Regions from separate parts of the Homo sapiens genome. Here region 1 is linked to region 2. The links are chromatin loops, found by intact Hi-C in ENCODE. Cell type or tissue: dorsolateral prefrontal cortex. All regions are shown on one strand. Links, peaks and the distances in the headings refer to the core of each region. The heading gives the core; the rest is flanking DNA. Region 1 overlaps CNTNAP2 (contactin associated protein 2). Region 2 overlaps CNTNAP2 (contactin associated protein 2).

Region 1 (12,067 bases), core at 2,421-10,420, 710 kb after region 2:
CCCACCTGCAACTGTTCTCTCGATGGAGCTACTCTACAGAAAAATCATGTTCCATTAGTTCACTAAATCGTAACAAAAGTAAATGTACTTGTTTGAACATTGTACAAACTAGTCCTAAAAGGGTTCTCACGTATTTTATATGCGCAGTCTTTAGGGAGGCAAAAATGTTTTATGCAATCTATACAAGAAAGTTATATTTTCAGCTGTTATCCAAAACAAAGGAAGCGTACTCTGTGAAAAATTGGTATTATTGTTTAACAATATCCATTTCCAGAGGAATGCTTTTCTTAAGTAGAAGTTGGCTGACACAACCATAAGGGATGCTGTGAAGTGATTTCTGTCATTTTTCATACATGGAAACATATGAACTCAAGGGTCTACTAACTCTTCTACAACTTTAAAGGAGCACTTATCCTGGGATACTTTCAAACCTGAGATTCTGAGATTCTATATTTTTAATGTTCAACCCTTAGTTTCCTCATTTCTAATATTCATTACTAAGTAGACGATAAAGATCAAGTTAAGCATAGCTTCAGAAAAACTAATAAAATAATTTAAATTGGTTATGCATCTCTTGTGACGATTCTAAGGCAAAAGGCACTTTTATAGAAGTCTTTCACACTTTAAGAAAGCTTGCTATATAGAAAATGATTCAGTTGGGCACAGTGGCTCACGCCTGTAATCCCAGCACTTTGGGAGGCTGAGGCGGGTGGATCACCTGAGTTCAGGAGTTCGAGACCAGCCTGGCCAACATGGCAAAACCCCATCTCTACTAAAAATACAAAAGAATTAGCCAGATGTGGTGGCGCGTGCCTGCGGTCCCAGCCACTCGGGAGGTTGAGGCAGGAGAATAATTTAAACCTGGGAGGTGGAGGTTGCAGTGAGCTGAGATCACACCATTGCACTCCAGCCTGGGCAACAGAGCAAAAGTCTATCTCAGAAAAAAAAGGAAGGAAGGAAGGAAGGAAGGAAGGAAGGAAGGAAGGAAGGAAGGAAGGAAGGAAGGAAGGAAGGTTCTCCTTTCCTCTCTAATGTCTCTCCATTCCCATTTAAAGTCTCTGTTGATCTGCAGCATAATTTTACTTTTTTCTCCACTATTTGTCCAATACTGCAAATGCACTGTAGTTGAAGAGAATCTGTTGTTGTAATGGAAAACAGAATCAATCTCTTTTTATACTCTGAGCCTATAGCATGTAGTATATATGTCCTCATTTGGCACTTTTTAATTTTCATTACAGAGATCTTCTCTGAAGTCATATCAAGGTGACACTGAAAGGATTTGATAGAAAGGAAACAATTTGTGGCAAAACAGAGAGAGAAAAATACTACCTGTGATACAACCTATCGGCAGAGTCACAAGTCAGTCCACAGAAACCAGAAAACAGACGTCCCCTTGGCTGCTTTCCTTCTGATAGACTTATCTAAAGCTCTCACTAGCAAGCATGCTCCTTCCAAAGCCATAGCCTTTCATCCTCAGAGTTCATCTTTGGCTTTTCCTCATTATCAGTGTCCCTATCAAGATAGCCATGCATAGCACAGTTATTTAGAAGGCACAATTAATTGACTTGTATGCTGTCTCCTTGTAAGCTTCAGCTTGGTCTGTGTTGAAACTTGTCAGCTTTTCCCCCAATTCATGTTGTTTCAACCTGCAGTTTTATTACCTCCTTTGGATGCCAAATTCTCCTTTCTCCTTGCACTCTCCAAAGCCATGTATTTTGATGAACTGGCTCTCTCTGACATCACCTCAAACCAACTTAATAAATCACCCCTAGTCTTCTACCAAAGCACATTTCCTTAAATGAGTTTTCTCATTTTGCCGCACAACCTGAATATGGTCGGAAGAAACACTTCTTTGAAGTCCATCCCCTCCTCAATCTGCTCTCCTCTTCATCTCTAGGGGATCCTTAGGTATGAGTTTCAGAGTTTCTCTAAAGCAGCTTCTGGGTTTCCCTTTATTACAACACTCTATCCCCAGAGTAACCATCTGGGACCTTTATCTATTCTTCCAAAATGGGTACTGTCTGCCCAATGAACAGCTGTGCTCTTTCCAAACAAGAGGGTATTTAAAACCCAACTGCAAGTCCTACATGGGGTACAGGGGATTGTTGCCAGCCACATATCATTTTGGAACTATTTTTGCCTTCTTTCTTTTTAAATCATATAGGCCTATTAATATTCAAGGAGTTATTCTCAAAAGGTGGTTAAATGCATAGAAAAACTAAAATTAGAAGAGCTTTGCATTTTAAAGACAGCTTTCTGTTTTTGTATGGCCAATGGTATCTCCCTTTTGCTTCCTTTTCTCTGTGGATGTCTTTGTTTGTGAAGTTATTTTTTAACCATAATAAAAAGCTTAAAGGCCAAAATACATAAAGAGAAATACTTCTTATACTCAAGAGGTTATCGAGATACCAGAGATTTTAAAATGAGTTCGTAACATTGATTCCTAAGCTCCAGGCATTTCCTTGAAGAATTTCCAGAAGACTTCAAATAAATTTTTCTTGCCAATGTTCATTTTCAGATGTGTTTAACACCAAGTTTTCTGGTGTGAATATGCATATATGACTCTAAAAATCTCTACATTCAGAAACTAAAACTATACTAAAAGAAAAATAGGTCATTTTTTATTTCCTTCATAATATGACAGGCAATACAGTAGTTAGGAAAACTAAAGCTCTATATCTAGTCATTACTGGATTTTAGTGTCTCTCAGCCTCAGTTTCCTGACTAATCAGTGAGGGTGGGCTCAGGGGTCGAAGTCTATTCACTGAAGCTTTTAGGTCTTAACATTATTGGATTCAATCACATACTTCTTTTTTTTGAGACAGAGTCTCACACTGTTGCCTGGTCTGGAGTGCAGTGGCGTGATCTCGGCTCACTGCAACCTCTGGCTCACTGCAACCTCCGCCTCCTGGGTCAAGTGATTCTCCTGCCTCAGCCTCCCGAGTAGCTGGGATTACAGGCACCCTCTATCATGCCCAGCTAATTTTTTGTATTTCTAGTAGAGATGGGGTTTCACTATGTTGGCCAGGCTGGTCTCAAACTCCTGACCTCATAAGCCACCCGCCTCGGCCTCCCAAAGTGCTGGGATTACAGGCATGAGCCATCGTGCTCAGCCTCAATCACATACTTCTAAGCTGATGTGATTGTTTCTGTTTTTGTGGAGTTACAACCAGTTGCAAATTTAGAGAGACCACATTCCCCATAAGACTGCATATGCTTCTGACACCAATTGCAAGTTCAGAAGTTCCCCAAACCACCCCCAGGTTTGATAGTTCTGTAGAAGGACTCACAGAATTCACTGAATTCTGCTGCCGAAGGCTGCTATACTCATGCTGCATTATGGGTGAAGAATGCACGTGAAAATCAGACAGGGGTAGAAGCACAGATGGCAGAGTCCAGGAACAGTACCAGATGCTGAGTTTACAGTCAACCTCTCTATATAGATTCAGGAGCACATTTCTTTCCTGGAACGGGTGTGTAACAATTTGCATGGGGTATTGCCAATGAGGGAAGCTTCCTGAGCCTCCATGTTCAGAGTCTTTACTGAGACTCCGTTATATAGGAATGATTGATTGCCCACATGGCTGACCTCAGTTTCCAGCCCCTCAGAAGGCTGGAGAATATAAGCCAAAGCCCCACACCCTTCATCACATTGTTGGTCAATCTGGCATGGTAAGGCCCCATCTTTTTTCTTTTTCTTTTTTTTTTTTTTTTTGAGACAGAGTTTCGCTCTTGTTGCCCAGGCTGGAGTGTGCAATGGCACCATCTCGGCTCACCACAACCTCCACCTCCCAGGTTCATGTGATTCTCTTGCCTCAGCCTCCCAAGTAGCCAGATTACAGGCATCTGCCACCACGCCCAGCTAATTTTGTATTTTTAATAGGGATGGCATTTCTCCATGTTGGTCAGGCTGGTCTCGAACTCCTGACCTCAGGTGATCCACCCGCCTCAGCATCCCAAAGTGCTGGGATTACAGGCATGAGCCACCACACCCAGCCCAGGCCCCATCTTAAATGCCATCTGGTGTGGCCCTACCCCTAAAACACAATGTTAGACTATCTGGAATAACCCAAGGCTCCCAGGCAAATGAAGACATGCTTACCAGGCAGGACATCCCAAGGGCTTAGATATTACCTTCCCAAAGCCAAAGGCAAGGGCCAGACCTCTTGAGGGCAAGGCTAAATTCTCTATTACACAGTTCTGAAAATCTCTCTGTTGAGGACAAGAAAGCAAAGATTCCTAGGACTTACTACTAGAAGGAAACCTGAAACTCCTAATGTTTCTTAAAGTAAGATTCCAGGACCACTTGCGTCAGAATCACCTGGCATTAACAAAATGCAGACTCCAAAGCCCCACCCCAAACCTACTGAATCAGATTCTCTGTAACAGAAGCATTGGAATATGCATTTTAAGCATTTTCCTTTAGCAGTTTTTTATGTAGGCCAAAACTTGAGAATTGTAATTAAGATCCAAGGTCCCTGTTCCTACAAGTAGAGTGAAACTAGCATGCAATAAAGCAAAGGGAGAAAATTCTGCTTCTTATTCCACTGGTGAGTTTATCTTGGGCAAGCCATTAGTCCTCAAACATCATATGTTTGAAAATAACGTTTAGCTACATTTGTTTTAAACAGACATAACTAATGTAGCATGCTCTTAGACTGAGAAAATATTCATTGAGTTACTTTGTGCTCTTGGGAAAGATGCTTGTGGAATACAAGATGGAACTCCATCTAGTTCGGCTGGCCTTGGGAAAATGAGTGGATTTCTCTTTTCAGAGTATCCATGTGATCACTGTTGCCTTCCTAGGCAGGAGTAGTTTCTATTCATCCTTTCATTCATTCACAAATTGGTATCTACTGTGTGGCAGGCAATGTTCTCAGTGCTGAGGAGAGAACAATGAACAAAACAGAAAATGCCTCTGCCTTCCTGAGGCCAGGACCACATATATATTATTCCAGATAGTGATACATGCTATGCAGACTTTTTAAAAATCAGGATTAAAGGGGAAAGGACAGCTGAGAGCGAAGTTTGTTATTTAACATAGAATGTTTAGGGATGGAGTTTCTAATATGATGACTTGTGAGCAGAGAAGTAAACGCTCAGCCACAGAGTTATTTGGGTAAAGTGAACAGCAAGTTCTAAGGCCCTGGGGCAGGAGCAGTTTCAAATGTTGTGAAGGAGAAAGTCCTATGTGGTGGAATTAGAGGAAGACTAAGAGGAGTGGAAATAGATATGGGGAGTACAGACATCTCTTTCAAGGAATTTGGAAACAAAAGGGTGCATAGAAATGAAATGGTAACTTTTGGGATAGATAAGGTCAAAAGAAAGGTTTTATAGTGCCAGTGGTTGTTAAGAGTAGAGATATGTCTCTGTGTGTGTGTGTGTGTGTGTGTGTGTGTGTGTGTGTGTGTTTGTATAACAACCCAGTTGTAGAGGGAGGGGAGAATTGTCAGAGTGGTGTCCTTGAGCTGGTAGGAAGGATGGCATCCCGTGTATAGGTGCAGCAGTTGGCCTTGAATTAGGAACATAGATGAACTCTTTACTTCTTTCTCCTTATCTCTCTGATTCCCATGGCGACCTTATTTTCAGCCTTCCTGCCTCTTCTCATGACCCTTTCGTGTTAAATAAATCCTTTTATCTTCTGATGTACAGTTAGTACTTCATTCAGAAAAAAAATACAGGAAACAAAAAAAGATATTGATAACACTGTTCACCATAGAGTGAGGCTGAAATATCTGTTCTACCAATTACCAGTTTTGTTGTATGACTCAAATGAGATTTATTGTACAGAAGATCCCCCAGGAAGCTGCCACCCCTCGAACCTTATTTTAGAATGGAAAAAACGTATCATTACCAAAACTAAACAGTGTTAGCTGGTCTGCCCATCATGCTCATGCTATATAACTTTCCTTCTCTTTTCTCTTATCCTGTTCTGTACTGAATGGCCAAATTTTTTCTGCTACTTCAACTGAAACTGTGGTCTAATATCTAAATGCTCCCTCACCTGCTGAGAAAACTTAGAGCCAAAAACACCTGGTATTGGTCAGTTGTTAAATTTATCGCTCAATATACTAAGCTTGGAGTGATTTGTTGAGTTAGAATGAGAGCAAATAGTGCCACCTGCTGGAATTACACTTGGAAGGGGAAGCGTGAACATGCCAAGAGCTCTCCATGGTTTTGTCCCAATCATTACTTTAAGCCTTTCAGATGAAGTCATGAGCCTGCTTTATTAGAAAGTAATTTCTTCCACCTATATTCTTTTCTGATGGCAATATGCCACCTTATGTATTTCTCTTTTAGTATTTCTCTTTTCTCCCTGTAATGATTCAGTATCTAAAATTACCATTAAGACCAGCTGTATTTCATTTTATTTCTCTTAGAATCTCTTGAAAAATTATAGAATGTTGCCATTTGAAAGAACCTTAGAGGTTCTCCGTAGTTTCAAACACATTTTGGACACAGGAACTTTTGGGAAACTATGGATATAATCCTCACTTTGGACCTCAAACTGAGGCCTGAAGCGTGAAAAGTGAAAAGACCAAACAGCTGAGGCTCTATATCAGTTAAGATGCTTTCAGTTACAATAAAAATGGCTTGAGCAATAACATAACAGCATATCTCACATAAGAAATCCTAAGGTAGATGGCTCTGGGATTAATTTAAAAGTTGAGTAGACCAGGTGTGGTGGCTCATGCCTGTAATCCTAGCACACTGGGAGTCTGAGATGGGTGGATAGCTTGAGCCCACGATTTCGAGATGAGCCTGGGCAACATGGCAAAACCCCATCTCTACAAAAAATACAAAAATTATCTAGGTGTGGTGGTGTACTCCTGTAGTCTCAGCTACTTGAGAGGCTGAGGTGGGAGAATCATCTGAGCCCAGGAGGTCAAGGCTGCAGTCAGCTATGATCACACTGCCACACTGCAGCCTGGGTGACAGAACAAGACCCTGTCTCAAAAAATACAAATAAAGAATTTTTAAAAGTTGAACAATGTCAGCCATGACCCAGGCTCATCCTCTGTCCTCTCTGTCCTCTGTATCTCTGACATTTGTGAGGCAGCTCCAGCAACATTAAGAACCACAGCTTCCCACCCAATATTAAGGGGCAGAAAAGGGACTGTCTTTTCCTTATAACTCACCAAAAGACTCCACTCATGTTTCATTGGCTAGAAGGGAATTATGTGTCTCATCCAAAGTGGGTAGCTGGCAAGGAGCCTGGAATTGCCATCTTTGCCTTCATTAAATCCAGATCCATCCTGTGGGCCTTGGGTAGGGCTGTCCTTATGCAAAGTGCAAGACTCTGGAAACACAGAGATTCCAGGGCAAAATCCGGTTAGCTCACAAAGAAAAAAGGGAAAGTGACTAATTATTGGGAGAAAAATCTCCATGGGTCTCTTCCACTTTTGCCTGCCTTCTGAGCAAGAAGCATTGACAGCTTTGTTTATACCTTTTTTAAGGATGTGTGTATAGCTAACAGCCTTGGAAGATACAGATAGTGTCTTCCTCTGGGACAGAGGGTAGATTTATTTCATGGCCAGAGTAAGAAATATAATGTCACTCTCCGGGGCAGAAATTGAGCAAGTTTGCTAGTAGCTACTGTAAAAAGATTGGGGTTTCCTAAGTCCAGGGTCCCTCAGCTGTGAAGCAAACTTATTGCATGTGCAGCATCCACCTGGGATGCCCTGCATTCCCCTGCAAGGGAAAGCAATGTGAACGGGAAGCTCAGGCTGCCTGCTGTGTTGTGAGTAAAGAAGTCCTTTGTCTCTGACCCAGGAGTTTCATGTCTTCTGCCAGCATCATCAGACTGTGGCCATGTTAAACTATGGTTCTGCCAGCATCATCAAACCATGGCTAACTTGTTAGCCTGCAAGTGGGGTAAAGTCTCAGACCCTTCCCAGTTCTTGATACTCATGGAAAGGCAACCATTCATGTTTGGCACAGTGTTCTTTCCAATGAGCCAGGCTATATGCATCCAATTCTCAAATACTTATTTCTGGAAATGAGAATTTGTTCGGTATATAAGAAATTCCTTTTTCACAGGCAGAAACAGGGCAACACTTCAGTCTCCAACTGGAGACACACATTAAGCGAGGACAGTGTCATTGGCTCAAGTGTCTTTTATGCTGTCTCCCTTTTATTCGCTCACTCTCTCTATAATTATCTCTTTTAAAATGTCAGTTGCTCTCACCCAGAAGACCAAGAGCAATCAGCCACAAACTGAACTTAGAAGCTTTTAAAACACACTGGCTGTCTGACTGGGGGATGGGATTTCTCAAAGGCTTCCCGCAGCAATGTCAGGGAAGCTGACATTGAGTGGCTGAGAAAAAAGAGCCCTTTCCTTGGCTCTCACAGTGGGTCTTTCAGATCCTTCCTGAGGAAGCAACGGAAGGGGTGTGGAATGTGCTGACTTCATAAATATTTCTCCAGCAGAGCCTGAATGGAGGCTGTTTGGGAAGAAAGTTGCTCGTGGGGTCCTTTGGCCTTGAGTCCCTCTTACTGTATCCCATTAGGGTGAGAGGCTCTGAGCTACGGCATCGTCCTGGCAACTTTCTTCCCTTCTCCAGAATAAAATATTGATGTTAAGGTGACGGTGAAGAAATAGGGGATCTATTGGGACAAGCAAAAAGTATAGATATTTTCTAGCGACTTCTGGCACTCAGAGTTTTTCCAAGTAGTGACAGTTTGAAGACCTGGACACGAATTCATCATAGCAGTAGGAGAATCACAGAGGAAATTAGAACAGCATTTATCCCTACGAGTCAAACCTTAGGGTTAAACTCAATTTATCCCTAAATTCTATTTCCTTGATGGCAGTTGATGCCTTTAAAATGAAACAATCTTTCCTACTTAGCCCAGGAACCCTCGTTCTCTTGCTGTTCTGACAACTTACATTTAAAAAATGCTCCTGCTAAAATACAGTGTTATGAGAACAGAACAGATTTAATCTGAAACCAAGGCTACTTTTTCCTCATCTGCTGTATCAGAACTACAGAGAAAGATCACACAGCCTGTGGGTCATATTATCATCTTCCTGCATTCTGATCATACTTCCATGGAAACCTTGATGGAGGTCACTGGCCTGCAAGTTCAATCCAGTCCCAATGACCCCTGGAGGCAGGGGCTTCTAATTTAGATGAGATATTTTTCTGAAGTGTGTGTCCAATGACCACAGGTGTTGAAATGAAAGTTCTCTCGCTAACGACATGAAGGATCAAAATTCCTTGGTACAATTAGGTTGATTAAATTGAGCTCTGTGTCTAATATCCCTGTAGCTCAATAAAGTTAATGCAGCTTTCCAAGGGGCCCAACACAGAGGCAGGGAACAGTCTAGGTCCTGAGAGAATCTGGCCCACCATGGTTTCTAAATTAGAAGTTTGATTGCTTGTGACATCGTCTTAAAATGGTACCAGCCAAAAGAAGCTGAATTTTCCATTAGCCCAGGAAAAAAAAATGACAGATATTTAATTAAACTGCTTAGAGATTAGGTGGAAAGCTTATTGATGGACAGAGGGGCTGAATATCTTTATAAGCAAAGTTAGGCACTGGTGTGCCACATCTTTAATGTTGAGAAGAATTCACCCAGCCTAAGGGAGCTGAAGACGTGTGTGCTGCTTCAGCCTGAGGCTGCCTCTCCTGTCAATCACAAGAAAAAATATACATTTAAAAAGCTTGTTTATAAAGCACTAGGTGGTCACTGAGGAACTTAACATAAAATATAAAATGTGAAATTAGAAAGCTACTTATAGCTAAAGTTAATAAAGCAACCACCCAATCCATTTGCCAATTGTTGAGAGGTGACTAATTGCAGAGGAAGGTTGATTTGGAGGTGATCTCTAAAAAAAAGAATTTGTGGTCAGTGCTAGAGGGTAGGTTATGAGAAGGAGCCTACAACCCAGATGGGGAATAACCAAGGTTTGCAACAGACGATGTACGACAGGGATTATTCTCCAGAAATGTTGTGCTACCTTTCAGGTAGGCACAGGTGGTCATAAAATGTAGGTCACCCTCATTACACCAACAATAGGTCACCCTCATTACACCAACAATAGGTTACCCTCATTACACCAACAATAGGTCACCGTCATTACACCAACAATAGGTTACCCTCATTACACCAACAATTCAAGGGTCCCCAACTTTCAAAAGAGTATAAAGATCAATGAAATCAAGTTTCATAAATTCCCCCAAAGCAGTAGCTCTCAACTCTAGCTATGTGTTAACATTTCCTGGGGAGTTTTTTTAAAATACCAGTGCCAACTCTTGACCAACTGAGTCCAAATCTCTGGACACAGGTGTTTCAAGAGATCTCCAGGTGACTATGAATCACTTCCCAAGGAGCTACTTACTGAAAAGGTAAATTGTATGTGGAATTAGAAGATATCAGGCTCTGAAATCTGACAAACCTTGGTTCAGTTCGTGACTCCACTAACTTACTGAATCTAAGACACTCAACATGCGCTAACTTCTCCAGACTTCAGTCTCCTTATCTGGAGAGGGTCAATGATGGTCACATCTTGGAAGGCTTCTAAAATTAAATAAGGAAATAAATATATACCTGACACATAGACCCCCCAAAACACCCTTGGTTATTAATGGTTAATGATTGACATTTTATCCTTCTTCCATTGATTTTGCCATCGACCTTTGTAGGACGTGACAGGCTTAGATGATTTTTCCTCTCCCTGCTTTGTTTGTCGTCTAGAATTTACTGCTATTTGGTATCTGGGAGAAAAATACTCATGTTTTTCATGCTTTCTGCTCCTCCAGCTGCCACAGAAGTGTCCTTTTCATTTGATGTGGGAAATGGGCCAGTAGAGATTGTAGTGAGGTCACCAACCCCTCTCAACGATGACCAGTGGCACCGGGTCACTGCAGAGAGGAATGTCAAGCAGGCCAGCCTACAGGTGGACCGGCTACCGCAGCAGATCCGCAAGGCCCCAACAGAAGGCCACACCCGCCTGGAGCTCTACAGCCAGTTATTTGTGGGTAAGTAATGGAAAGGTAACCATGGCTTCCCTCTGTTGATTTTTAAGAGCCTGCACAATACAAAAAAAAAAAAAAATCAGCCTATGCAAGGTTTGATATAGAGATCCTTCCAAAAGTAAAGGTGTTGGCCTCTTGTAGTCTCCTTCAAGACAGAATGGAATAAGGAAGAAGTTTCAGGAGACCTAGATCTCGTTCCACTTCCACTCTTGGGAGCTCACTGTCCTCAGCTATAAAATCAGAGTGCAGGCTGAGACATCTCTCAGGTCTCTCTAATATCTGCAATTTTAGGTTTATGGTTTTAGAAGTGTATAAAGTTATTTGATCATTTGGGGCACTTGTAACTGTGTGGAAGGAAAGGAAGGAAGGAAGGAAGGAAGGGAGAGAGGGAGGGAGGGAGGGAGGAAATGGGCTAAGTTCAGATTTTTTTGAAATGATAAATATAAAGCCATTCCTTTCTTGCCTATTCTCAAGGTTCTAGGCAGAGAAAGATTTAGACTTTTCCTGACATAGGAAAAAAGATCAGTACAAAAAAGAAATTTAAACAGATCAAAAAGTTAAACTACCTATGCAAGAAGTGGATCCAGACACCCAGTCTAATCTTTTTCACCTGTCTTTCTGCTACTGACATATTTCAGATGAACCTAAAATTACTTCAAATTCATACCTGCTTCCCATGGCTAGTTGAATTTTAAATTTTGTTTTTGAGAATATTCATATGTTAGGAAATTAGCAACTTTTCCTCTGTTGAATGAAATAAAGAAGTGAGTTTGAAGGACTTTGTGGATGCATCATCTTAGACCCCTCTCTAGGGGGTCAATTGATCAGTGCAGTCAACTGTGGAAGTCTCAGACAAAGCAAGATAAGAATGTGACTTGGTTGCTGTTCATATTCATAACACCTGCCACTTGGGCTCCACCCTACGTTACAGCCTCACTGAGAGCCAGTTAATTTTAACAAGGGGCAGAGTCCCCACAGTGTCTTTCATAGTTGTGTTGGGAAGCTTGAAGAGCGGTAGAATGTCATTAAAGGAAAGGTAAAATTAGATCTCCATTCATTTTGTGTGATGTCGGCCAACTACAAA
Region 2 (12,067 bases), core at 1,855-9,854:
ACTTCTCTGACCGTGGATCTCAGGAGCTGTACTTGAAGTTTCAAATCAGCTGGCAGTCAAAATGTTTAATAATTCCTTTCCACCGAGCAAAGATTTCTTTCAATTTCTATTCTAGGAGTTTGTACTTTTTCTAATGTATCCTGCACAACTAGGTCCATCAAGATAAATTTCTGTGCTTAATGTCATGAATAGAACAGAAAATATGTTAAAAAGTGATGGCTCCAAAGGCATAGCATTTTAATCTAAAACATCTGTGATTTTTCTTGTTCACAGAATGTCTGCCTCCCTCATTAATCTGTCAGGTTTTAAAAGATCTGGGAATGAATCTGCTTTGTTTACCACTATGTCTTCAGTGTCTCACCTGGGGAAAAGTTTGTGATAGATTTTTAGGGAATAAATTAGTTTTTGTTGGATGGATGGATGGATGGATGGATGAATACTCTTATACTCATCCTGTAAATATAAGTGACATAAAAATCATCACAAATAGATGTATTGCCAGGTGGTTTTTGATAATCAACTGTCTCAGTCCATTTGTGTTGTTATAACAAAATACCACAGACTAGGTAATTTATAAACAATAGAAATATATTTATCATGGTTCTGGAGGATGGGAAGTCCAAAATCGAGGCACCAGCAGGATTGGTGTCTGATGGGGATTGCTCTTCTTCCAAGATGGTGCCTCATTGCTACATCCTTCAGAGGAGAAGAATGCAGTCTCCTCACATGGTGAAAAGGATGGCCTGGAGAAAGAGAGTGTTCCATGTATTCTTGAACCCTTTTATAAGGATGTTAGTCCCATTCAGGGCCCTCATGCTGTAATCACTTCCCAAAAGTCACACTTCTTAATACAGTTGCATTGGGGATTAAGTTTCAACATGAATTTTGGAGAAGCCACCATCATTCAAACCACTGCAAAACAGAAATCAGTCTTACCTGGAAGTATGTGGAATGGCTTTATTGAATATGGGTTCTTTCAACAGATAGAGATAAGATAAGGTCATTGAACAATATGATTCTTATCAGAGCAAACAGAGGCAACGGTGACTGAGCATGGAGATATGTGAGAAAGTTTAACAATAGTTTGGATAAAATGTAGAAATAAAACCAGGAGGCCCCCGTCATGGAGAGTTTTTGAATGTTAAGTCAGAGATTGGGTGTTTTAGTGGGTAGATAACCAATAGGGAACACAACAAGGAGTACATAAACTACATCATATTCACATTGAAAACTGAGAGAATTGAACGGCAGCCACAATGAAGTACATGAAGAGAAGTACTAACTAAAAATAGATATTTTTCAGAGATGCTTTTACCATTTACAAATGCAGGTACATGCACTCTCTGCCTGTTATTCATTTTCCAAGAGGGCTCCAGGCAATCAACCTTTATCTTTTTTGGGACTTCAAAAGAGGACAATGTTAAAGCTGCATTAGACATACCCCAACTGTTTGTTTATGATGGCTTTTACTGTTTATATGCAAACCTAAATATGTAAATCTTAGAAAAGAATGCTAAAAGAAAGGGTATAAGGCAAGGAAAATCTGGCAAATTTTTAAATTTTAGGTTTCAGTTAAATTAAAAAAATAGTAACATTATCTTTCAAACGTGAAAATTTCAGTTGCAAAGAATAGTACAAATAAATCAAAGTAAATGTAGATTTAGTTGGCTCATATTAAAAGAAATACTAATCAGTAACAGTACAGCTTGATTTGTCATTGGATGAATGATGAACTGGGGAAATTGAGGCAATCACAAATAGTCTAGCTTCAGTTTACCTCCTCATGAAGACTTCTCAGAATACTCAAACCTACAATGAATCCTCAGCACTTTGCCTAAGGCTTGAGCCTTATAACCTACTCAATAAATATTTGCTAAATGACTTTGCCCTTACTAACTTTGCAGCCTTTTTTTTCAGTTAGTAATAAAACTACTTTGTATTGTTATTTGATATCTTCATTTTTCATCTAGACAGTGTAAGATGAAGGCCCTCTCTCACACTTTTCTTTCATCTCATACTTCTCATTTAATGATTAAAATTGGCAATACAATTAGCGTTACATAAATTGCATTGAATTAGATTGCTACTGTCTTCTACCCTAGAATGGAGGATTCAATTTATAGTTGACCTTTCTTCTGAAGCTTAATTGTTGTTTATTATTCAGTTTGTTCTACGGAAGTTACCACTTTCTTTTACATAGGATTTAGAGTGTATTTATAAGTTGGATTCTCTGCTTTTGGAACTTCCATTATTCACTTAAAACAGATTCATGCTTTAGAAAGATAAGGAGACAAGAGGAAGAATCCCCCTGTGTTTTATGTCCTACTTTTGTAATACCTGCTCTTCTAAGGTTGTGATTTTGTTGCTGTTGTTTTATTTCAGTAGTTTTTTGGGAACAGGTGGTGTTTGGTTACATGGAAAAGATATTTAGGGGTAATTTCTGACATTTATGTGCACCTATCACCTGAGCAGAGTACAGTACACCCAGTGTGTAGTTTTTTCTCTCTCATCCCCCTCCCACTCTTTCCCGATTCTCCAAAGCCCATTATAATATTCTTAAGTCTTTGCATCCTCATAGCTTAGCTCCTGTTTATAAGTGAGAATATACAATGTTTGATTTTTCTATTCCAGAATTACTTTACTTAGAATGTTGGCCTCCATCTCCATCCAGATTTCTGTGAATGCCATTATTTCATTCATTTGTATGTCTGAGTAGTATTCCATGGTGTGTGTTTGTGTATATATATATATATATATACACCACATTTTGTTTATCCACTTGTTGGTCAATGGATATTTAGTCTTCCTTATTTTTGCAATTGCAGATTGTCATTTTTTGATTTTTTTAAATTATGGCCATTCTTGCAGGAGTAAGGTGGTATATTATTGTGGTTTTGGTATGCATTTCCCTGATAATTAGTGATATTGAGCAAGTTTTCATATATTTGTTGGCCATTTGTATATCTTCTTTTGAGAATTGTGTATTCATGTCCTTAGTCCACTTTTTGATGAGATTATTTGTTTTTTTCTTGTTGATTTGAGTTCCTTGTAGGTTCTGTCAGATGCATTGTTTGTGAAGCTTTTCTCCCACTCTGTGGGTTGTCTATTTACTCTGCTGATAATTTCTTTTGCTGTGCAAAAGCTTTTTAGTTTAATTAGATCCCATTTGTTTATCTTTGTTTTTGTTGCATTTGCTTTTGGTTCTTGGTCATGATCTTTTTGCCTAAGCTATGTCTAGAAGAGTTTTTTCTGATGTTATCTTCTAGAATTTTTATCGTTTCACATCTTAAAGTCTTTGATCCATCTTGAGTTGATTTTTGTATAAAGTGAGAGATGAGGATCCAGTTTCATTTTTCTATATATGGCTTACCAATTTTTCCAGCACCATTTGTTTAATAAGGTATCCTCTCCCCACTTTATGTTTTTGTCAGCTTGGTCAAAGATCAGTTGGCTGTAAATATTTGGCTTTTTTTCTGGGTTCTCTATTCTGTTCCATTGGTGTACATCCTTGTTTTTATACCAGTACCTTGCTGTTTTGGTAACTATAGCCTTGTAGTATAGTTTGAAGTTGGGTAATGTGATGCTTCCATATTTGTTCTTTTTGCTTAGTCTTGCTTTGGCTATGTGGGGTCTTTTTTGGTTTCATATTAATTTTAGGATTGTTTGACTTAGTTGTATATGCTAGATGTCAAAGCAGGAAATAGATATTTGGTGTCAGAAACATGAATCTATTTATTCTTGTGTTCTCATCCCATTTTCCCTCTCAACTCACCATGAGCCAAATACAATTATTTTCTAAGTAAACATTTTGACAAATGCATTATATATTTAGCTAGAAGAAGTTTCTGCCTTCTATGAGGTCACAGCCTAGGAAGAAAGAGATTTGATAATGACCCAGTTAATTGGCTTGATTACAAAATTTTGGCTTTTAGTTAGCAGAATTCCTATTTAACTGGTTTTTCTAACCATCTCAGGATTAACCCATCTGTTCAGTGAAGATACTTAGAGAAACCTGTATTCTAAGAGGTTATTCAAAAGTATTCTCAGAGGTACATGTGCATATATCTTTTGCCAGTACAAGCTAGCAATCCAATGGGAAGATGTTTACCTGAAAAATAAAGAGGAAAACTAATCCCCTCAGCAAGTGTTTATCAACTGTCTTTGCCAGGCACCACCCACCAGTGCTCTACATGTGATGTGAGCATGCCCTGAAGGAGATCATAGTCTAGTGCAGCAATTAAACAGTAAAGAAATAATTACAGTACATTATGATGAGTCCAACTAGGACACAGAGGAGGAGGGAGCATTATAGGGTGCAGAGAAACATTCCCAGAGAACTCAGAGTAGGTAAGATACATGGGTTGAAGGAGCCGGGCACAGTGGCTCACACCTGTAACCGCAGCACTTTGGGAGGCCAAAGTGGGTGGATCACGAGGTCAGGAGATCGAGACCATCCTGGCTAACACAGTGAGACACCGTCTCTACTGAAAATACAAAAAATTAGCCGGGCCTAGTCTCAGCTACTCGGGAGGCTGAGGCAGGAGAATGGCGTGAACCTGAGAGGCGGAGCTTGCAGTAAGCCGAGATCACGCCCCTCCTGCACTCCAGGCTGGGCGACAGAGTGAGACTCCATCTCAAAAAAAAAAAAAAAGATACATGGGATGAAGGGAACAGCATGGGCAACAGAAGGTTAGGAGAAGCGCAGGTCATATGGTATGACTGGCTTGTTGAATTCATGATTAGGTTGGTTTGAGCAATTGAAAAGTGATTAATGTCAACCACTTCTCATTTTTCTTTTATTTGATAAATATTTCTTCTTACATATCTGGTCACAAACCTTTAATGAATTCCATGTAAAACAATCAATAAATTTTCTTATTCTTTCCCTCCTGTGACAATAGAGATGGTGTCTCTCTATCTCTTTTGGAACCTGTCCCTTTAATAGCTTCTGAGAAACTTTAAACTATAAACTTTTCCCTGTATATTGCACTGCTAGCTTCAAACCAAATCACTGCCATCAGCCTTTAAACATACTTGAGTCTGTCCCATATTAATCTTGATTTCACACATGTGCCCCTACAACCTCTGCTTCTCTTTACAATAAAGACTTGTACAAGAGTTGTCTCTAGCTCCACACTGCCACTTAATCCTGGACCGCTCCAATCTGGCTTTCACCTCCATCACTCAACCAAGACAGCCCTCCACAAAGGTCACTAATGACCGCCATGTCTCTTAATAAAATAGACTTTTCAGTCCTCTCCTTGTTTTTTTCTCTGGGATATGTTTGGCACTGTAAATCAGTTTATCTTTCTTGAAACAATTTCTTATGTTGGTTTCCATGACATCCCACTCTTGTTTTTCTCTATCTTTTTGAGTTCTGCCTGCCCCTGCTAATTTCCTTTTCTAGGCTTATTCTCCTTTACCTAGTTGGCAATTAGAAGTTCCTGAAGGCTCTGCACTAAGCACTTTCTCTTTGTTCTTTAACTTCTTCCATGGATTTGATTTCTGAGTACTCTAAAAACTCCCAAATTTAATTCCCAGTGAAGACTTGCCTTTCAGTATATCTGGGTTTGTTTAACATGCATCTCAAATGCATTTCCCATTTCTTATATCCTGAAATCTGACCTGCGCCCCTTGTTTTCTGTGTAGGAAAATTCACAAATATCTATCTTGTGCATTAGGTCAAGAGACCATGGAAAACTCTTTAAATTGTTAAAACACTTTAGAACCGAGTTTCTTAACCTCAGCCCTATTGACATTTTGAGCTACATAATTTCCTGCTGTGGGGGTCTCTGTGCATTGTGAGATGTTTGGTGAGCATTCCTGGCCTATACCCACTAGATGGCATAGCACCCCCTCCAGTTGTGACAAGCAAATTGTGTCCAGACATTGCCAAATAGCTCTTGGGAGGGATAAGGAGGCCAAATCAGCCCTTACTGAGAATCGCAGCTTTAGAAGGAAGATAAGAGACAAAGCTGTGTTTTTTAAAAAATAGAAATCATGCTGAAGTTTTCTACCAAGGAAATTATTAGTTCAGTTGTATGCCCAAAGTGTATGACATTAAGTATTATTTATCAATATCACTACTTCCCACATTAGCTACATGTTGTGAGTCTCATTGGTTATCTAAAATATGCTTCACAAAATTTGCCCAGCAAAGATTTGTCCAGTGAGCACCAAGAAACCCCATTTGGACCTTGCTGATAGTTCCAGCATATTTCCACACAATTTCTCTCCTCTCATCCTCCTAATCTCCCAACCACAGTCACAGTGTTTTTTGAAATCATATGCTCCTCCTGTCATCCAGTGTCACCCAGTGTTCTTTCTGGAACATCCTGCCCATTTCACTTAACCCCCCTTCATCCTGCAAACACAGCCCAGACATCACCTCCCTACAGAGGCCTTTCCTAAACCCCAAAGCCCTTTAGGTTTTCATGCACTCTTAGAGCTGTGCTGCTTTCCTTCACTGGCACTTACCTAAGTTTATGATTAAATATGCATTCGCATGGTTATTTGAATATTTATCACACCCAATAGCCTTTAACAAGGATGTAACACATAAGCTCTAAAACACTGGTGCCTGGCAGTGACATGTATGATTCATTTCAAAACAGAAAGGTAGATAATCAGGCACAAGGACTGCTACCTGGCTCACCAGCAGCACAGGACATTTGAAATCAGCATTGCACTAAAAAATGTCCTTGTTATAGTGGCCATCCGCAGAGTGCTGAATCTTTCCCCTGTGTCGTGACGCCTCTTTTATATCATAATTTTTAAATCTTCAACCATCATCCTCTAAAATACTATTTTTTCAGAGTTGTTAAGTTCCGTGGGCGAATAATTTGCATTCATTTTAAGACAAATTTGTTTAGGCGATAAATGCATTATTATTTTTCTCTACCTCACAATATGACATGGATTTTCAATTGAAAATTCTGCCTGAAACTGATTGGAGTTGGGATAAAGTTGTAGACAATCTATAGTAGTTCATTTGGTCACAGCGTGTTTGCTTTACTTTTGGATCTTGAGAAGAAAGGACTGTTATCTGCAGGGCACTCTGGGACAACTTCTTGGTGATAAGAGTGAAGACTCATATTTGCTTTGTAAATCAATAAAAAAGAGACCTTTCAGGCAAAAGTGTTGATGACTGAGGAGGACAAGTTGTGAATTTTATATTGGAATGTAATGTTACCTATGAAATTTTCCACCTATTTTAGGATTTTCATATTTTCAGATCAATCAAAATTTGTTGTGAACAAGGTTTCTCCTCCGTGTCCTACGAACTACAAAAAAATGAGTGCCTGTGGGTGTTTTCAAACTGCCTGTGGGTAGACAGAGCTATGTTACTACCTGGAACTCTGTGAATGTCTAAAAGAAAGTCAAAATATCAAAATCGAAAAGGAACTTATTTTCTTTGATATGTCTTGTTGTATGACCTTGGTAGGAACAATGACAAAATTTTGACATGTTCAGATGTCTTAGAACAATGAAATTAGTATATATTAAAATAGCAGTGCTTTGTTGTCCTTTTAAATAATACATGCATTTTAAAGTATTCAGAAGCTTTTTCTACTTTGTATAAATACCTTATCAGTCCTCTAAAATAATCCAAGCTTAATAGGAAAAAAAATGAAGGAGCTTTGTTGAGGCTTACTGAATGTCACAGAGCCTGCAAGGTTAGAACTGAGCATAGAAAGTGAAGAAATATGTTCTTGATGCCTATTCAACTGGGTTTCCTGTTCAAGGTTATGCACTCTATTTGCTAATAGTTGTAGTATTCTGTACCACAATTGCTGAGATTAATATCTTGAGAAAATATTGTACCATTCCAGTTAATAATTATGTTGATTTCTATTCTTCAGTTTAAAGTAGATATATGAAAATAGGACCTAGTGTGTGACCACTCAAAAACCCTATTTTCCTCACGTTTGTAGTGTATTTCTAAAGGCCTCTCCAGGATTATTTCAAAATCAAAATTGAAATATTGTCTACCAAGATATTGAATTAATTATGTATCTATTTCATTTTACTGTTTGAACACTCCCTTCTAATTTGTATATAGAGAGATAGAATTGTCTAGCACTTTTCCGAAGGAAAAAGAAATCAAGAATAATATTTAAAGGCTCATAATATCTTCCGTCTACATGTATTAATTGTATATGGACTTTAAACAAATACAATTAAGGATAGTCTTGTTCTGCATATAATTGATTTGCCTATGTTGATGAGATGCTGACAACCAGGTATGAAAGCTGGTTTTGCTTATCTAAAAGAGTGGACTAAAAGTAAGTTAAGTGGTTTCTTTAGTGTTCTGTAGCTTTAGTTGTACATGGAGCACCTGCTCCTCTTGGAAGTCACAGCACTTTAAGTAAGTTCGCCATGGTCTGCTATGCTGCGCAGACTAAGCTGTGCAGACTATGCTGCCCAGACTCCTCTTCCTCCTCTTTAGACTGTGGCAGTAACCTAAAAGACTTGGCCTCTGTTTCAACTCTCATGCCACACATCATCTTTTGTCTTTCCTGTGGTTCAGGTATTTGTGTGTGAGGGTTGAGGTGGGGGTGCACCAAATTCATACAGATTTCCTCAGTAGCTTTATTTTCTGAATTTGAGGCAACAGGACAGTGAAAAATGGCGATCGTTATATTGATTCATACAACACAGAGATCTGAAGGAAGCATTTTGTACAAACCCTGCTCTGGGTAACACAGGAAATGCCAAGATTTTGAAATGTAACTTTCTTGGTCTTGAAGACCAAATTGTGCTCAGAAAAGGCAGAGTCCCTATAAGTTTTGTCACAATAAATGAGTAGAGCCCACTGCAGGTTGGAAATCTACAAATCATTGCAGGGTATTATTAAGATAATAACTGCACGAGAGCCATCACAGCAGCAGAGGTAAGGATCTCTGCCAAGATTCACCTTAGACCGGTGATTCTGGAACTTGAGCAAGCCTAGACTCACCAGGAGGGCTTGATTGCTAGAGTAGGAGAATTTTCCCCGTCTTACATATAACCAGGTGATACTGACCACACTTGGAGAATCACTGCCTTAGGCATTAGGATCTGAGACTATATATCCATGGATTGCAGCAAGAAGCAGACAAAAACATTTCTTCATACACAAGAATGTTTGTGACTTAGCAAGGCTGTTATTGGAGACCTGGCCATTTTAGGTAGTTTTGTATAATTTGCCTTATTCCATCCAATGTTCTAATTTCTAATGTTTATAGGCTGCAAGCCTAGACGCTACTGTTGTGAAACAGTTAAACACGTTGGGTGTGGTGCCGAGCTCCTTCCTAGGTTATCAAATCCAAGCTCTGCCATTTATTAATTGTGTCATTTTGAGGCAGGTATTTATATTCTTAGGGCCATGGTGTCTTCATCTGTAGAATAGGAATAATAGCACCTATTGCTAGTATTGCTATTAGGATTTTCAAAATAACACACATAATGCATTGGAGAAAGTGCCTGGCAAATTATAAGTATGTAATAAAACTTATCTCTCTTTTTACTCCTTATTTCTTATTACAGTGGTTTTGTTTTTCATTTCTTTTATTTTTTGGATAGTTAAACCTTATAAGGATTTAAAAGTTTCATGTGACCATTCAAATATCCCAATTTATCATTTAAACGTAAACAACAATGGTGCCAGAGTAGTCATGGGGCCCTCTCCAGCTTCATCCTACAGAGGAGCCCCACCTGGGCAACTGAAATAAGATTATAAGCTACTAGAAGAATAAAGAGGTCTTATTTCATTATTTAATTAAGCCGCTGAATAGTTTATTCTTCCTAAAGCAACATCACATATACCAATTAGGTTAGATACCCTTATTAACTAGCCAGGGAACCTTCTCTCTTGAAAAACATCAACAAGAAGTTTTTGTTGTTATTTTTGTCATTCTTGTTTGGTTCAAGAAATATAATTAAATAAATTTATTCCAGAAATTTTAAATTTCAGTTAAAAATTTTTAATTTGATGTTATATCAGAGTTATGAAAATCATGGCTAACTATAATATGGCCTGAGAAAATCCACTTATTTCAAAAGGGAATAAACAGACTAAAAAACAATAAGAAAACAAAAAGCAGATGAGTGTGAAAATTACAAGATAAACTCAGAATACACCTGGTCAAAGCAAACATTACACTGGGCAAAGTTACATAGGCAAGAGAGGCTTTATTCAAAACTATTGTAACAGAAGAGAGAGGCTGTAACTCAGCCTGAGCTCAACTCCACTGAAACAAAGGGATGAAGAGTTTTTAAGAGCTGGGATGGGAGAATCTGTGTAGGCCATTTGTGCTTGCTAATTGGCTTTACCCACAGATGAAGTAAATTTTCTCCTATCTTCATGACAGGAGGTAGTTTTACAACTTAGAGCAAGGCTCTTTGAAGTTAGGCTCCCACCCACACTCAGGTGTAGACTGTATCCCTTTAATGCTTTTATTTCAAAGTGATGGCTCCTGGGTGCTTAAGGAAAACATTCCAGGGTTTTAAAACTGACAAGAAGCTTTAAAAAAAGGTTTACATCTCAATCGGGCAAAGAAAGAGTTTCAATTACTTGTTTTCTAAAGTAAATGCTTTAAGAAAGGGAAGTTAGGGACCTAGAGTCAGGAGGAAGCCTGTATAAAGTTTAGTCCAGCTGAGGGAACTGCTAAGGCCATCTTGGTCTCGGTGAACACTTGGTTTTCACATAGTTTTAATCACGGAACTAGTATGTGGCCTGGACACACTTGGAAAGAAGCCAACACCAGAGGGATTGCTGATATACTGTGAATATCTAATTCCTACATTTATGATAATGAGGTGGAATGAAATAAAGAGGAGACAGTGTGAAATTGGAAAGTATGTAGTTTGATGTTACTTGCAAGTATACTGTGAGGCCCAATTTATGACACTGGGCTGCATAGAGCTTTTTCTGAAAGTCCATCTAGCTAAACCCTGTCCTTTAACCATATGGGCCAAATGACTTTTGCTTTATTTTATTTTAGGGAATTTTCTTTATTTGTAACATTCCTTTCAGCTCTTTTTAGATTCTAATATTCCAGAATGTCTTTTTTCCAGTGTAGGTTCTTGGCATCTTTGTCCAACATTTCATAGTAGGTGTATAAATTTGTTTTTGGTTTCTGAATTCTATTCCATTGATCTGTTTGTCCACTTGAATGCCAGTACCAGGCCATTTTGGTTACTATAGCTCTGTAGTATAATTTAAAGTCAGGTGATTCCTCCAATTTTGTTATCTTGCTCAGGATAGCTCTGGCTATTCTGGGTATTTTTGTGGTTCCATACAAATGTTAAGATATTTTTCTATTTCTGTAAAGAATGCCATTGATGTTTTGATAAGAATTGCATTGAATCTGTAGATTGCTTTGGGTAGTATGGACATTTTAACAATATTGATTCTTCCAATCCATAAAAATTGAATACTTTCCATTTTATGGTGTCCTATTCAATTTCTTTCGTGTTTTATACTTTTCATTATAGAGATCTTTCATTTCCTTAAGATTGATCATTGTTGGCATATAGAAATGGTACTAATTTTTAATGTTGATTTTGTTTCCTGCAACTTTACATAATTTATCAGTTCTAATAGTTTTTTTGTGTGCAGTCTTTAGGTTTTTCCAAATATAAGATCATACTATCTGAAAACAAGGATAATTTGACTTCTTCCATTCCAATTTGAATGCCGTTTATCTCTTTCTTTTGTCTGATTGTTTTATCTAGGACTTCCATTACTACATTAAATAATAGTGGTGAAAATGAGCAACTTCGTCATGTTACAGATCTCAGAGGAAAGGCTTTCAGTTTTTCCCCATTCAATATGATGCTAGCTGTGGGTTTGTCATATATGGCTTTCATTATGCTGAGATATGTTCCTTCTATCCCCAGTTTTTGAGAGTTTTTATCATAAAAGGAATGCTGAATTGTATCAGATAATTTTTCAGCATCAGTTGAAATGATTATACGGTTTTGGCCTTCATTCTGTTGATATGATGTATCACATTGATTTGCATATGTTGAATCATCCCTGCATCTCAGGGATAAATCCCCCTTAGTCATGGTGAATTATTTT

What was found. Peaks named below come from ENCODE experiments on the same cell type or tissue, not always from the same donor. Only the 100,000 strongest peaks of a DNase experiment are listed, where the experiment ranks them.
Region 1: a loop joins it to region 2, with 4 times the contacts of the local background. A loop is called at or near these places in 4 of 110 quality-filtered maps.

The regions. Positions count from the first base shown.
Region 1 is chr7:148,136,724-148,148,790 of GRCh38, forward strand. CNTNAP2 (contactin associated protein 2) reads left to right here. Exons shown (of 24, transcript NM_014141.6): 17 at 10,768-10,986. Among named protein-coding and RNA genes, the nearest start is that of C7orf33, 450 kb to the right of the region's middle. In dorsolateral prefrontal cortex, for the core only: a CTCF peak has its summit at 6,118 (motif pointing left); a DNase peak (open chromatin) is centred at 6,134; H3K27ac peaks cover 944 bases.
Region 2 is chr7:147,426,415-147,438,481 of GRCh38, forward strand. All of the region lies in intron 10 of CNTNAP2 (contactin associated protein 2), which reads left to right. Among named protein-coding and RNA genes, the nearest start is that of MIR548F4, 54 kb to the left of the region's middle. RefSeq lists an enhancer at 10,059-10,805. In dorsolateral prefrontal cortex, for the core only: CTCF peaks have their summits at 5,850 (motif pointing right) and 6,050; a DNase peak (open chromatin) is centred at 5,854.